Linked DNA regions of Mus musculus: region 1 is linked to region 2. The links are chromatin loops, found by intact Hi-C in ENCODE. Cell type or tissue: heart. All regions are shown on one strand.

The links. Hi-C counts contacts between places; a loop is a spot of excess contacts. Peaks named below come from ENCODE experiments on the same cell type or tissue, not always from the same donor. Only the 100,000 strongest peaks of a DNase experiment are listed, where the experiment ranks them.
Region 1: a loop joins it to region 2, with 2.6 times the contacts of the local background. A loop is called at or near these places in 2 of 42 quality-filtered maps.

The regions. Positions count from the first base shown.
Region 1 is chr2:67,667,740-67,675,739 of GRCm38, reverse strand. All of the region lies in intron 1 of B3galt1 (UDP-Gal:betaGlcNAc beta 1,3-galactosyltransferase, polypeptide 1), which reads right to left. Mir7224 (microRNA 7224) reads right to left here and starts at 283; the gene lies at 224-283. In heart, no CTCF peak of the experiment used is centred here; no DNase peak of the experiment used is centred here.
Region 2 is chr2:67,561,216-67,569,215 of GRCm38, reverse strand. B3galt1 (UDP-Gal:betaGlcNAc beta 1,3-galactosyltransferase, polypeptide 1) reads right to left here and starts at 3,527. Exons shown (of 6, transcript NM_001379327.1): 1 at 3,182-3,527. In heart, a CTCF peak has its summit at 3,981; a DNase peak (open chromatin) is centred at 3,565; H3K4me3 peaks cover 2,700 bases; H3K27ac peaks cover 1,215 bases.

The DNA.
Region 1 (8,000 bases), 110 kb before region 2:
GCTATGGATGGTTCTGAAAGATAGCATCATGATGGCTGTGTTGTGATAGCTAATTTTTTTTTTTAATGGGTAGGGCTGAAACTCTATTATCTGTGTTACTGAGAAGGTGCTGTTTTTAAAACCAAATAAAGTGGCAGAGATTTCTAAAGAACCATCAGGACACCTGGTGTGTACATACAACTTACAGTTAAAAGTGCAACATTGTAGAAACATTCCTACTAATGTGGGTGGTCCTCTCAGTGGAGATCTAAGTGTCCTGAAATCTTCACTGAGGGGCCTACCCACATTAATAGGATTTAAGTATGCTGAGATATATTACAATTAGGAGAAATCTGTCAAATAAAAGCAATGCCCAGCTGAACCCAAAAGTAGTCCAAGAACTCAATGGTATATTCTTTCTCAAAGGAATTAACTTTCCTTTGAAAGAACTAGTTTAAAACAGCAGCTAACTTCAGAGAAGCCAAATGTCTTTGCCTTGCTTTCTCCTGCCCCAATCAAGCTGAAAGTGAAACTACCTTGCTGAGGAAAGAGGGTCAAAGAATGAAATTTTAAAATAAATTTAGAAAATTTACCATTATCTAGGACTGGGCCATTTTAGTTAAGTAGTTGAGTTCCCTGGGTAATTTCATGTGATTGGTAGTTTGGTGTAGGTTTTCCAGTACCAGTAAAAGACAATCCTTCATTAAGTTGACTGAGGAGGCAACAGAAGACAAAATAATGATTATTTCTAAGTATATCTTATGAAACTTGAATAATCATTTAAGTTAATTATATCTTTGCAAGAGGGGGAAAAAAACGAGAAAAACAGACAACTGAAGCAAAACAATTTGGCCAGAAATTCGACTTGGAGGATTAATTTCCTGTGTGATTCATGCCTGTGTAAGCTCATGGTGTAGCTTCTATTTCCTGTCTGTGATTGTGTGTTGGGATAGATGGTCTAAGAAATGCCAGGTTTTTAGTTAGTTAATCTCTTAATTAATCCATTAAAAATGCATATCCTAGTCAGCTCAAGCCTCCCAGTCCTTTCCAAACAAAACTTAAGAGATGGAGATTTACAAAGTACAACTCTACAACACAGAAAAAGGCAGAAAGAGGAATGGGAGATGAGGCTCAGACAGTAAAGATGCTTGCCACCAAGTTAGATGATTTGAGTTCAATCCCTAAAACCTACAGCATTAAAAGAAAATGAAGAAATGCCCACCCCAAAGTTGTCCTCTGATGTCCACACATAGAATATGGCATACATGCAATCGCTAGACACAGAAACAAATAATAAAAATGTTATCACAGTTTTTAAGGAGACGCTGTACTGTAATGACTGTAACATATACCCAGTGATGTGCTTATGGCCACATATTGTGCTTAGGGTAATCTTCAGAGATAGAGTGCCATCAATTACAGGAATCTCCCAGGCATTTTCCCAAATGAATAGCCTAGTGCATATCACTGGAAGAGTAGATATGTACATAGAGATGTGGTGATTGGTAAAAAGATATCTGAACATTTTAATATAAAATGTAAATTAAGACAGAAATGTGAACAGAATGTAAGAAAGAATAGAGTTCCCTGAAGGATGTAAGTATTACTGGAAAGATTTCCAGAGAAAGGGACATGGAAAGATATCAAAATGTGACCAAAATATTAGATAGCAGTGATGAAGTCAAGTCCTAAGATGAAAATGATTGATTATTAAGAATAATAAATCAAGTATTCACACATCATATTACGACTGCGGTGAAAAATAGAAAAGTCTCAGAAGACTAAAATTTGGAGACCCGAATAGAACTGCCTTTTGTAAGACTGATGATGAGCAGCAGATATAAATGCTTATTAACATTGGGATTACACATTCAAATGAGAGGATATTTATTTAGGTTTATACATTCTAGTATTCAACTACCTAATGTTTAGCCCCTGAGTCATTATTTCCTGTTTCTGAGAAAGGCTCTTGAGGATGTCCTCTAATAGAGGGGGAGTGGGGCATGGCACAGTAAACCAAGGCTGAGAAAATTCCAGAAAATAGTGTGTTTCTAACACAAAACTGTAGCTCAGAGAAACATCAGAACATTCACTGTGCATAGAAAACAACAACGTCATGTAAGAGTGGCATCACAAGAGCTCTAAGAAGGATTTTCTCGGAGGGACAGGATGATGGGAAAAAATGAGGAGTTTCCACTATAAAATAATGGGAAAGTGAATAACCTGAAGTTAAATACTGTTTTAAGGAAACAGAAGAGACAACGTAATTAAATATCTGGAGGGAAACTAAAGGCAAGGAAAATAAATTAAATTCATTAATTTAAAATTTGAAAATATAGGTAATGTTACTGTCTGTGCCAATGGCAAAAATTATCATTACACTAGGTTTACATTAATATCACCGGAAAATGCATTTAATTTTTTACATCACTTTATTTTTCATGGTCCTATTAATTAGCAATTATTTTGAGTTCAAGAAAGCCACACATACTTTGCTAACAATCCCTGGTTGGGGTGGAGCGTCTAACTCTATTTCTGGTGCGAATTTGTCCTACCAGTTTGGCAGTTCTAGAAATTTCAGAATATGGTTGCTGACCACATTGTCCTACACACCTAAAGAAGCCACCTGCACAGTTCCTATCCAAGGCATCTCAAGTAAATAAGAAGTCAGACTGCAATGGTTACTAAAAACGTCTGCCAGATATGCTCATGGCCACATGACATGCCAGTTGCTACTCTGACTTCTGGGACCTGTGAGGGTAGTTGGTCACAGTCTGGAAGGACTTAGCATACAAAGGTCTGTGTTAATAGATGTCTTCTCCGCATGAGATGCATTGGTGTCAGAACAAAGATCCCTAAAGATGGAACTCAAGGACAAAAGGACTGGAATCTTTGCTTTGTACCTATAGCTGCTTGTGCTACTCCTGACACTGAGTAGGCGGCATGTTGAACAAAGAGTGAAGAAGGACCAATTCATGTGACTGAGTAAACTTACTTTCATTAGTTGTTCTAAGTTACCAGATATTCCTGTCATGAAAACTCTTGGTGGTTATTATTCTTACAAGTAGTTAACATTTTTTACATATTGCATGTATTCAAGTATCTCTTTTCAATAACATAAAGGACAGCCATTGTTTTAGTCTTTGATACCTTGACTCTGAAACAAAGTAACAGGCTGTGAGCACAAGACTTCCATAACAACACTCATTAGACTAACAGAAAATATTTTCTGTCTTTTTATGGTACTGAAGTTTAAAACCAAGATGCCACAGATGCTAGACAAGAGCTGTACTACTGTGCAATAAGCTATTTATATGTAAGGAGCCTATAAAATACCTTTTGAAAATTAACACTAAATTTAATGCTATGATTATTAAATGTTTTAACATAGACACCTTGCTAAAATCTACTGAATATTCTTTTATCTTGCCTGTATATCAATATTTAAGACAATTTATAATTATGTGTTCTGTAACCTCAGTGTAGTGAAAATAAAATAAGCCCTGAAGTATGAAAAAAATGTCACTAACACTCCCAGACTGGTCTCAGTTTCCTTTTGATCCTTCAGCTTCAGTCTCTTGAGTAGCAGGGATCACATGCCTGCCTGATGAATGTGCATTTTTATAACCTAGTATCACTCTAAAGTTACAGACTAATATAGTAGTGATGTTGACAGATGCTACCAAAAAAAAAAAAAAGCCAGAAATAGCAGCATAAAGCAATCAATAAAGAGAGAAGGGGAAAGAGAAAGCAAAGAGAAAATCAAATCAAATACTGTCTCACTTCCAAAATGTGTTCTCAGTAAACCTAAATTAATAGTTTGGTGAACAGCCAAGACTGTGGGTTACTCTTTGTGCTGTGATCCTTTCAATTGCACAACTGCTAACTACTCATACAAACTGACCGTATTGTATTACTAGAGGTTAAAAACAAAACTTGTTTATTAAATAATAAAGCATTAATATACAACAGTGTACAGCTTAGTGAATAGGAATTAAAATGTAAAGGCCGACAAAAGTTTTTTGTTGTTAATTTGCATGGGATACAGATTAACTGCTTAATAGTACTCAAGGTGTGAGTAATCATTTATTACTTTGCTTTTATCTGAATCAAGTCAAGTTTTCGGATAGCTACAGTAATTTACCTAGATTAATAAAATTTTCTTTTGGGGGTTTCTTTTGGAAGGGTGGAGATATTCAAGCTTGCTTGCCAGTGGCATACTACTTAGCTATGTTGAAGGGACCTTCTTTTTTTCTTTCTTCATTTGAAGCAGACCTTGGGGTTACAGTTTCTGGGAAACTGGGAGATGTCATTCAGCTTGTTGCCACGTTGTCCTTCTCACTAATAAAAATATTCTTAGATAGAACAGAAGATAACCTTGTCTTCTCATGGACAAGAATATTCAGAACCTCAGGCCATTAAAGCATACAGGATAGGGGGAGGAATAACTCTTCATTCTTTAAGGGGTTTTAATATCAAGAAGAAATAAGACAGCAGTATTACTCAACAAGAAGTGTCAGGGGATGGATGACCTATTCTTCTGACATTTCAACACACTGCCTTTAAGTTCAGAAGTGAGAGGTTTCGCTTTCATCTGTTTAATAACTGGAAAATCATCTCCAAAATTTTCTCCATCTTTGCTCCACTAGATTTGTCTCAATAATGTGGATTCAGGGGATTCTAAAAAGGACTCTTAAAAAGAAAGGATATTGAGAATGACAGAAGAAAGGAGAGAAAAGAGGTAGCAGAAATTAAAGAATTAAATGAGAGAGGAAAGAAAAATCGGAAGAAATGGTGGGAAGAGAGAAATAAATTATTGAGAAGAGGTAATTTACTCCATGGACAGGTAGATTGAGGGGAAAAAAAACAAATGAGATTTCATCGAACTTTGTAACAAACAAATCTTTCTTTAAGTCATATCGCCAAAAAGTTAGAATGGCGGAATTTTATAGGATGGTGGATGGTGAATTGAGATTTGAGTTTTATAGCTTCTTGAAGAAAAAGAGTCAATTCCACTTAATGAGATGACCCTTGATAAATAGAACATTCCATAGGACAGGTGCCACACCTAAGGGTCGTTAAGCAATGTAAATTGGACTTGAGTTTTCAAGAAAGAAAGAAAGGTACTGGAGAGAGAGAAAAGAGAAAGACAGAAAGGGATAGATAGATAGGTCACGAATTTGTGTGTGTAGGGACTTGGGTGAGGAGGGTAAATATAAAATTCTTAAAAATGTAATAAAGATATTATATTTTTTTAAAAATCAATTTATTTATATAGACATTACCTCATTAGCCAACACAAAGGCTCCTCATTTGAAAAGCCCTACAGGATGATGTAAGTAATAACTATCAGAAGGTTGCCAGGAGCATGTTCATCACAGTAGAGCATTCTATTTCTACACAGGCCTTCTGTAGTCATGTCTCCATCAGAAAGAGAAAGGTAAAAGGTGCTTTGCCATTAGTATGCCATGTAAAATACATTCTTTTTTGTGGGTTTTTTAAATTTTAGTTTGAGGATTACAATATAATTACATGATTTTTTTCCTTCCCTGTCCTCCTTCCAGTCTCTCCAAAAAAAAAAAAAAAAAAAAAAAAAAAAAAAACTCTTTCTCCACCTCTCAGCATTCCAGCATTCCTTAGCTTACTGTAGTGCTGTGTGGGAGGGTAAGACTTTTTCCCAGTCCACTCTGACATGTCTATTAGTGTTATCCTTGCTCACCTTATTTTTAAGAAGTCAGAAGCTACCCACAGTCTCAGCAACATGACTTCTGCACACAGGATTTTATAAAGGTCCTTAACATCCTGATGATGCTCTCTGACAACATCCTGGTCCTCATGAGCATCTGAACTATATATGTGCTGAGGTCCTTGTCCAGTGATGTGTTATTATCAATATCATCACTGAGTAAAGATTAACCCTATATCATATATGTTTAAAACTTCACAAATTGACAATTAGATAGTGTCTATCCATCCAAAGATGTTAAAATAAAAAGAAAACAGGTATGCAAATGTAACATAGAGATATTTAATATGAGAAATCTTGTAGAAAAAAAAATTCATTCTTGACCACTTATTTTTCTAGAACGTCTCCAGAGTGAATTGGTTCCTGTGTTTCTTCTAAGCCTCGTGTTATTTAGTATGCATTCCCATGAACAGAGTAGTTCAAAACATGCAATATACTCAGAACAAAATTTTCAAAGCCCGTGTCACTTTCATACTATGACTTAGCTAAGATGAAGCGACTTTTGAACTCATAATAATAAGCTCTCTTTCTATTTACCTATTTTCCATAAGAAATTCCAATCAAATTATGCTAAATAAAAATTAGTTATGAACTCTTCAAAGGAATTATTTGATTTTATTTGCAGTAAAACCAAATCTTCATAAAAGCTATTAATTATTGTATCTTATATCTCAACAGGGTAACCAGGAATTAGATCCCTTGAACTTCATTTAACATTCTGAACGTCTCTTTAAAACCAGCTTGAAATCCTCTGGAAAGTAAGGGTAGAGCATCAGAGAGCACACACCCAGAAAAACCAACATAAGGATTTTTGATGTAGTGCTTTTCCTTCGTTCGTTTTCCTTCTTTCTTTCTTTCTCTTTCTTTCTTTCTTTCTTTCTTTCTTTCTTTCTTTTTTTCTTTCTTTCTTTCTTTCTTTACTATAATTAATAACCTTGTCCAATTGTAACGGAAACATCTGTAATGAGAAATGTGTACATTAGGTACTCCTGGACTTCCTGTTTCTAACTCTGAACTCTATTACATAGTATTATTTTGCATTGTTCTAATATTTCAAGAAGAGACTATCAGTATTAGAGTTCATCATCATGAGATCACTTATGAAAACGAAATTGTTTTCTAGGTATTGTACCAATTACCACATAATACCATGTTTATGATCTTGTAGTTCTAAGGTTCAGAATCCTGCACTCAATTTTTGGGGATGAATTCAATTGTCAGCATCTTAGGATCTCCTGGAGTTAAATGGGTTCACATTTCTCCCTACTCCTTCCTCACTCTCACAGTTTTTCTGGACCTTGCCTCCTTCCTCTTTCTCCAAAACAGAACTACACTCCCCATTGCAAGACTTTTAGCATGATCACTTTTAAGTTTTCTTCATAGAAACATTTATAAGCTTAGAGAAAGGATATAGCTATTTGTGAGGGGGGGGTGGGAAGCCATTATTCAGTTGTATCTGACCCCTAATGATTCATATCTATTACATATGCAAAAGTCATTCACTCTATTACAGTATCATCTAAAGTCTCAGCCCATTACAAAATGAAATCAAGCATGATTTTGTAAATAGTTTCTGTGTTGGCTAGTTTTATGTCTACTACTTGATATGAGCTAGCGTCATTTAAACTCTAGTCATTTAGTACCTCAGTCCTTCTTTCCTAAAAGGATCATCTCCAACAGTCACTTATGGCAAGCCTGTGCTGCATTTTTATGATTGATGGCAAATGTGGGCAGACCCAGCTTTAGGCAGTGTCACCCCTGGGCTTGTGATCCTGAATGTTATAAGCGAGCAGGCTGAAGATGCCATGAGAGGAAAGCTATAAGCAGCAACTTTGTGTGGCCTCTGTCAGTTACTGACTCCAGGTTTCTGCATTAGGTCCCGGCTCTGACTTCCCAAGATCATGAACTGTATAAGCCAGAAGATAAAAATAAAACCTCAACCCACCCACCCCTAAGTTGCCTTTGGTCATGGCGATTTACCACAGTAGTAAAAACCCTAACTAAGACAAAGTTCACTCTCAGGTCCCAAACTTCCTCAAAAGCCATCAAAATCAGTTGTGAATAAGACGTTAGGTACATTCAATTCTGAGAAAATTTTCCTCTATCAATATTTCTCAATCTGTGGGTCACAAGGCCTTTGGAAAACCTCTATCTTCAAAATTATTTACATCACAATTCATAACAGTATCAGAATTATAGTTATAAAGTAGCAAAAATAATAATCTTATGATTGGGGGTCATCACAACATGATGATCTATATTAAATGTGTAAGCA
Region 2 (8,000 bases):
AAAATGGACTTGTAAATATGTTTCAAATGTGTTGCAGTCATATTTCTCCTAGCATGTGTGTGTGGGTGTATGTGTATGTGTGTGTGTATGTGTGTGTGTGTGTATGTGTGTGTCTATGTGTGTGTGTATGTGTGTGTGTATGTATGTGTGTATGTGTGGGTGTATGTGTATGTGTATGTGTGTGTATGTGTGTGTGTAGCACACACAAGCATGCAGGCATGAAAAGAGATAAGGATAGTCAAACAATGATAGGATAAAAATAACTTTCTGATTTACTACTGGTTGGGATTTGCAACTCTGCTAAAATTCTTAGTTTTAGAAAAAGATTGACTTCACCCCCCCCCAAAGAATTTTCTGCAAGATAATTCCTGTGATGATATTTTATGAATACATTCTTATTTTGATTATTTAACATACATGTTCGGTTTCATAAGTTAATGGGGACCTATTGCACTGTTTGTCATACAAACCGTGACCTTTTTAGAAGAATTAATCAGTAAACGCTAAAATTAAAATTTGATAGATGTCCAAGAGAGAATTTGGTGGCTTGGAGATTTGACAACTTGACCTTTAGTGGAGTTAGTAAAATTTGTCTAGAATATAAGGCAGTCTAAGCTCATGGGCTTCCTTGAGGCAAAGCATGCCATAATTGAAGTAAATTTGAAGACTTGGAAGAACATTAATTGCTTATAGAAACTAGCAGCTATTCCACCCATTGCTACCAACAAAAGGTGTTGTCTCCTCCTCCCTACCCTTATGGCCAGTGTCACTGTGCCTGCACATAAGCATGCTTCTACTTCTGTCCTAATTTATGGACATGCACATCACTCTCTGAGCTTTAATATATTTACTCTCATTGTTCTTAAAATTTATTTCTCCAAAAGGAATTATTTTTCAAAGTAGAAACCCCCCTTTAAAAGGCCACCATAAAATAAGTACATTATTGTATTCTAAGACATGCAACTTACCCTTATATATAATACAATCTACTTAGAAGTTACTTGATAACAACATGAAAAGCACTTTATTAGCCAAATGCTAAAATTCTTCCAAGAAGTTCCATCTTTAATATTGGACGGTATTATTTAATTCATTTGGATTTAAGTTTCTTTGGAATTTTTTATCAATAATGTGTACCACATTTTAAACTTAGTACCTTCATACTAAGCCATCATGGACAAAGACATATTTTTGTCAGCTCACAGATTTGTGTAAAAAAAAAATTCCCACAAACTAAAAGTAACCATTTAGTATGTTAATAACATCCATAAAGTCCTGAATGTTGTAATAATTTAAAAGTTGTTATAATTAAAAAAAATCATCTGGAGGCAGGTGAATCTTGACTACAAATCTAACAACATACACCTTATAAATATATCAGAAAAAGAGGCTTTGGAGCCAGAAATCATGACTGTTAAAAACAAATATTCAGTAGCAATTTCTAATAAAGCTTCAGAAATAAAATTAACACCGCTACCTCTTTATTGGAAGTTGCTCATCTCTTTTTAGAATAACATAGCTAGGTTTTGCAAACTACAAAGATGGGGGTTTTGCACAGATCCCTCCTTGCTGCCCACACTATTCCTCTGGGGTGCCATACTTTCGTTTTCACTATTCAAGCAAACCAGAAAGGAGCCCAAGCAAAGCTGTTTCTCACTCTGGCATGTTGTTATTGTTGTTGTGGTGGTGGTGGTCTATGAAATTTGTCCAGTGGTCGGACAACAGAATCCCCATTAGATTCCCCAACAGATAACCCAGCTTCAAACAGGGAAATTGGTGTAGGCAGTTCAAGATCCCAGATCCCTGTGTTGAGCCAGTTTTTGGTTTTCCCAACCCTGCCAGGCAGGGGAGCTGCCCTCCCCACCTCTACAGCTTCCTGCAATCCCATCTCTGGTCACAGTCTTTCCCGGGCTGAGCCAGAGAGGGGAAAGTGCCTTGGTGCTGAAATATCTCATGAAGTTTCGAAAGGAGAGATCCTTACGGAGACAATAGATCCCAGAGAAAAGTCTCTAACGTTAAGTTTGTGCGTCCTATACAGGGATGGGGGAATCACTGTCCTGAGCAGCGAGCTCTAGACTCAGCCTGAGAGCACTACTCAGAAATAGCAGAGCATAATTGGTCTTCTGCGGAAAGGTTGCAGTGTAAGTGGAACTTGAAATGGCTTTACAAAACGGAACATGTAAGAAAAACAAAAAGAACAAAAACAAAAATCAGCATATGTCCTGGAAGAAGCTGGATATAAAAACCTGGTTCCCTTTGAATTAACGTGTTCCAAGTCTGGTAGCCCAGACCCCAGCAGGCTTGAAGTTTCTGACTGCGCAGCCGCTCTCCCAGTATCTGTCCCAGGACACACCAGTCCCAAACACGATGACACACCTGTCAGGGCTGCGAGGGAGGAAGTGCCTGCTCCAGGACATTCCTCCAATGTCCGCACTAGCACCACTCCACCTCTGCCCATTTGTCCAGTTGCGACCACCTTAGCTCAAAGGCGTAGTCCTCTGGAGTGGAATTCATTTCACCCCAAATCTGCGCTCCTGAAAAGTGAACTGAGCCTCCCACGCGGGGTTTCTGCCACCTATAAGTGGCCAGTCCCCAAGCCTAGCCTCTGGCCCTCGCCCCTTATCAACTTCTCTTTGCTTCAGCAAGGCTGATCAACCATTACTTTCTGCTCCAAAGTCCCTGGCGTAAAGTGAGACTTTGGGGAGCCTCGGTGAATGCGCTTCTCCCCCAGCGCGCTAGACCCAAGGGCTCCTTTTCATTAAGGCAATAAAGTTCAATTTGCCCGGCTCCTTCTATGCCAGAGGAGACTTTTCAATGCACCGAGTTCTCCGTCCCAGCGCGCTCAAAACATCCTGTTCATTCCAGCCCGGATCCTTGAAGGACATCAGTCTACATAAAGGGGACCTACTCCTCTCCTTTCAAAGTGCCCCAAACCTCGTGCGTGTGCGCGCGCACACTCATACCCACACTCTCTCACACACAATGCCATCCACGCGCTGTCAAAGTCTGTCACTGCCTAAGCCAGAAGGCAGGAGCTGAAGCCGCACCGGCGCGAGCATCAGCCTGGCCAGGCAGCAGAACTCGCTGTCTAGGTCCCAAACATCCTTGTCCGGATGCTCCGGCCACTAGGAGCTTGTAAGCACCCCAAGATTACAAGGCGGTCTGGAGAGCCGCACCTTACCCGCGGGACGCGCCGTCTCTGGCCGTTCTGCTGGCCCGCGGGCCACAGGGACGCTGCAGCCGGGGTCCCGAAGATGCTTATTCTCCGCTGCCGCTGCCCGGATCCCTGGCGCCAGCATCACTTCTCCCCCGCCTCCGCCTCCTCGTGCTCAGCTCGCGCGCCCGCCCCTCCCGGCGGCCTCCTGCAAGCCCCGCGGTGCTGGCAGCGCGCGGTGGACGGCGGCGGAGGCGGCAGCGGCGCCCGCGCGGGCTCGCTCAGCTGCACCAGCCGAGCAGCCGCGGCGGCAGCCGGAGCACCGGAGCCGGGTTGCGCTTCCCCGGCGACGGTTCTGGCCTCGGCGACTGACAACGCCCGGCAGCCAATCGCCGCCTCGCCCCGCGCGGCGGGGGGAGACCAATCAGAGCGGAAGGCCCAAGGTTTGCCTCCGCCTTTGCTCAGCAGGCTTGTTTCCGGGAGAGGATGCTGCTGGGGTGTGGGATGGAGGGGGAGGCAGGGCTGGGGCGACGGGTGGGGGACTTGGGCCCCGAAGCCCAAGCCCAAGACACAGGGAAGAAGCCCGGCCCACAAATGTGGACCCCGGGCGCTTTTTGTCTACCCTCGAAGAGCATCTTGGCATGACCCGACACTCCCGGGTAACTGTCCCCAGAGCCTTGGCACGGAGGTTCAGTGTCCTGGCATCACTATGCAGAGGTCTTGGGACCCGAGTAGAAGCGGCGCTACTGGAGAGCGAATCCCTGGAGGTGGTCGCCGCCTTGAAGGAAGCAAGCAAAGTCACCAGACAGCGCCCCCGTCCTTCTAGGTTTGGCAGCTGAAAAGTGGTACCTCCACTAGTGATCAGCCTGGAGATGTCCAAGGAAGGAGATACATTGAGGAACGTTTTTCAAAGTTCCTTGCAGAGTGGACCTTTCATGTTTGCTCTCCATAGAAACGTCAACCCCGCAGAACAACCACTACGGGAAAATAACCAAACAAAACCAAAGGAAACCAAACAGTGACTGTGTGAGCAGGCTAGTTAATTACCTAGCCCTTGCACGTTGGTTTTATTTACTCATATGGAGAGCATCAAGCCTAACTGATCCAAGAGGTTTTGCTTTAAGAGTTCGTGTGCGAATGTGACTGAACATTAAGTGACAATGTTTGATAGGAAACGGAAACAGAAACCTTTCTTGCCTGTCCTAATCTTTCCCTCAAACACTAATAATCTTTCCTTGTAGAGTATTTTAATTTTCCAGTGCAGTTATGCCAAAATCGCCATCAAAACAGCCCAGAGGACTACTTAAAAGCTTCCGCACTTAATTTCTAGAAACAAGGAAAACAAAATTAAAACTGTTTACACAAAGGCTTGTAGAAGAAAGGGACAGTCTCCAAATGACCCTTGTTCTCCAATGGAGACAGTAAAAGTCACCTCACAATGCTTTTTGTGAGTGTTTTTAAAAGAAAAAAATCATAGCTACATCATTTTCTGATAAAAATGACTTTGTTACTCGGTATGATCCTTTCTTTTTATTTCTATGCTGTTATTCATGTTGCTAGTTATTAAGGGGCTCGATTGTTTTTGCAATCAACACCACTCTTTTCTTCATTTACCTTTTTAGAAAGGAAGAGAGGGAGGGAGAGAGGGAGGGAAGGGAGAAAAATAAGAGAGAAGAAAGAGGGAGAGAGAGAGAGAGAGAGAGAGAGAGAGAGACAGACAGACAGACAGACAGACAGACAGACAGAGTGAGAATTATTATTTGATTTCCAGAACAAGCCATGCACAAACTTCTTGGACTTGTTACCATTTAGAAAAAGAAGATGCTCACTACGCAACAGACTTGCCTACTATTACCACGTTTTCAGTATAGAGAATATTCAGACCTTTGCTGTTTTCTGTGCCTTCCTCCTCTTCAGCCAGTTGACCCATCTTGCTAGGCCATCCCTTTCCAAACTGGCTGTGCTGACAGTAATCCCATTTCTTTACAGTTAAAAGCTGACATGTAGACCCTATTCCTTTGGTTTCTTTTTAATATGACGGTCTTGACATGGCTTCTCGTTTAAAATATATATATATATATATATATATATATATATATATATATATATATATATGTGTGTGTGTGTGTGTGTGTGTGTGTGTGTGTATAAACACATACATATATATACATGTATACACACATACACACATATATATATATATAGAGAGAGAGAGAGAGAGAGAGAAGTACATATATGTGTTCCTATTGCATAAAAAAAAAAAAACAGTATCTTCACAGACTATCCAAGGAACAAACCATGTAAGAAGGAAGCTCAGGAAAGAAAAGTAAACGTGTAATATATTCAAAAATGTGGAGGGAAGAGTTAATCTCTGAAAAAATAAACAGATCTTAAAGTTAGAAAGTCCAAAAGCAATAAGAAGCTGGTGAGAAAGCGCAGAAGGAAAATCGCATACCTCTAAGCCTGACCATCCCATCTCAACCCAGAGACCCACGTGTTAGGAGAGAACTCATCCTCTCTAGGGTACACTTCCACACCCACAACCCCACACATGAACACAGAAAATTAAAAGTACAAAAGTGCATTTGTTACAAAAGCAGTTACCATTTAGAAAAATCTCTAACAAAAAGGTAAGATTGAAGAGAACCTCAATTTTTTTAAAGGGATTTTTGGTGATAGAAAGAGGTAGGTGATTTAGGACCTTGCAAGCAGAAATGTACAGACAGCCCATGTAATTTTTATAAGTACTTTATATCTTACCAAATATGTGATTTTACAGTTTGTGTGTTATCTCATATTTTGTATCTTCTAGCCCTGTATAAGTTTTGCATAGCATAGTATTAGTGAATAAGTCAATCAAGTAATTCTGAACAAATGAAAGGCTTAAAGAGAATCAACAGCCAGGTGTACATAACACTAATATCTATCATTAGTGCTTTCTGCATTTAGCTTGGAATAAAACAAGAATTCAGAATTAACACTTGACAGGAAGAATTGTGAAAAATTTAAGATCGAGGAAGCCTTTTTATTTTAAGGATAAAGAAGAAAAAGAAAAGATAACATTCTACACAGCTAAAAATACTGTGTGTTTGGTGCTAGAATTCTCTGCACTTCTATGAGAACCAGCATAGGAGGCATAGAAAGGCCAATGTTTTTTGATTTTTAATGAATTGTTTATATTTAAATGAAAACTGTTTTAGGGCAATTTGTTTGTTTTTAGTTCCTAATTACATATGTCTGATTTTTTTCTCCCTGTTATTAAAGGAAGGTGTTTCTTTTTATTTAAAGGGATAAAGATTCACGTAATCAAAAAGTACGTCAAGAAATTATATATTAATTAATGCAGCCAATCTATCAGGGTCAGTTGGAATGAAAGCAAGAAACTAAACAAGGAGAGAAATCTGTCCACTTCTACCCCTGACTCTGTCAGTATGAATAATCTCAGGGCAGTCATTAAACCCCCACTCAGCAATCCTTATCTTAAAATAGAGATTAAAAACAAATCAAACTTGTGGCTGCCTCTCTCGGATTTGAAGCTTAACTTGTAATTAGGGCTACAAGTTATGAAAGGTTTCTGGGAAAGGCCATTGTGAAAAGGTAGAGAACATGGATTTAATAATGACATTACCCTCTCTCAAATGTGAAGTAATTTAATTCTCACTGTAGCTGTTCCTCATGGGTGGGAAATATCTATTTCGGCACATTATTGTACTGAGTTCTGAAGAGGCTCTTTTTGCCAAAGCTCTGATAGGTTGGTTATCAAGTACACTATGCTTTCTGTGCTGATGTTACTGGCAGGATTTTTCCTGTACTTTCTTCCCTGTGACATATTCAGTACAATTAGCATCTGAGCCTTTCACGTCTCCATCATTATAAAGGATAACACTTGTTTCATTATCTTTGAAAAATTATTCTTTTCATGAACTTATTTTCCCCAATCAATATAATTAATTACATGCTGCCAAGCATAAAGACCCTCATATTTAAAGCTAAAAATGCTTAGAACAATTGACATTACTTCAGATTATAAAATGATTACTAAACCATTTTTAGAAATAGGTGTTGGAACAGTGGAAAATGGACCGTATCAAATTGGGTTGTAAATTCTGACATAAGAACATACAGCTGGGCTAGAGGAAGATACTAGGGTTGTTGGGATGAAAGCCATATATATGTTCCTCAAAGAATGTAAAGAAAAAACTAAGACAAGAAAGATGTTTCTTGTATATTGGGCAACAGTTAAGTTATTTTAGATTCAATACTCTGAAATGCGGGTAGAGTCATGTACACTATATAATTGATTTGAATTAATATAAGATCTCTTAAAGTCTTGAATTATTGATGGTCTTTAACGGTGCTGCTATTAATAATATTAGACTTTTAATGAGTATTTGTTAATTTTATGGAAGTAAAGCTACTACTAAAATTTAAGCAAAGATATCCCTTTACACTATTAGATTATGCCGTTCAATTTTGATGATTCGAAAAGCAGCTATTTGCGGCTGACGAAAAGTCTCAGCAGGCAAAGACACCTGCCACCACATCTGACAACCTGCCATCAATCTCTTGGATCCATATGGTAGAAAGAGAGACCTGACTTAAGTTGTCCTCTGACCTAGACTCATGTGCCATGTCACACACATGCAGGCACACACACACACATACACACAGTGTGTACACAGGCCGGTTAAATAAAATGTAGTTAAAAATGTTACTTGATTGACTAAGAGAATTAAATCTCTTCTAACACACTCTTCTTTAGTTAATTTATTATTATTATTTTGCTTTGACCACTGAAGAGAAGACGCACATTACATTGGTCCAAACCGAAATGGGAAAATGGAAG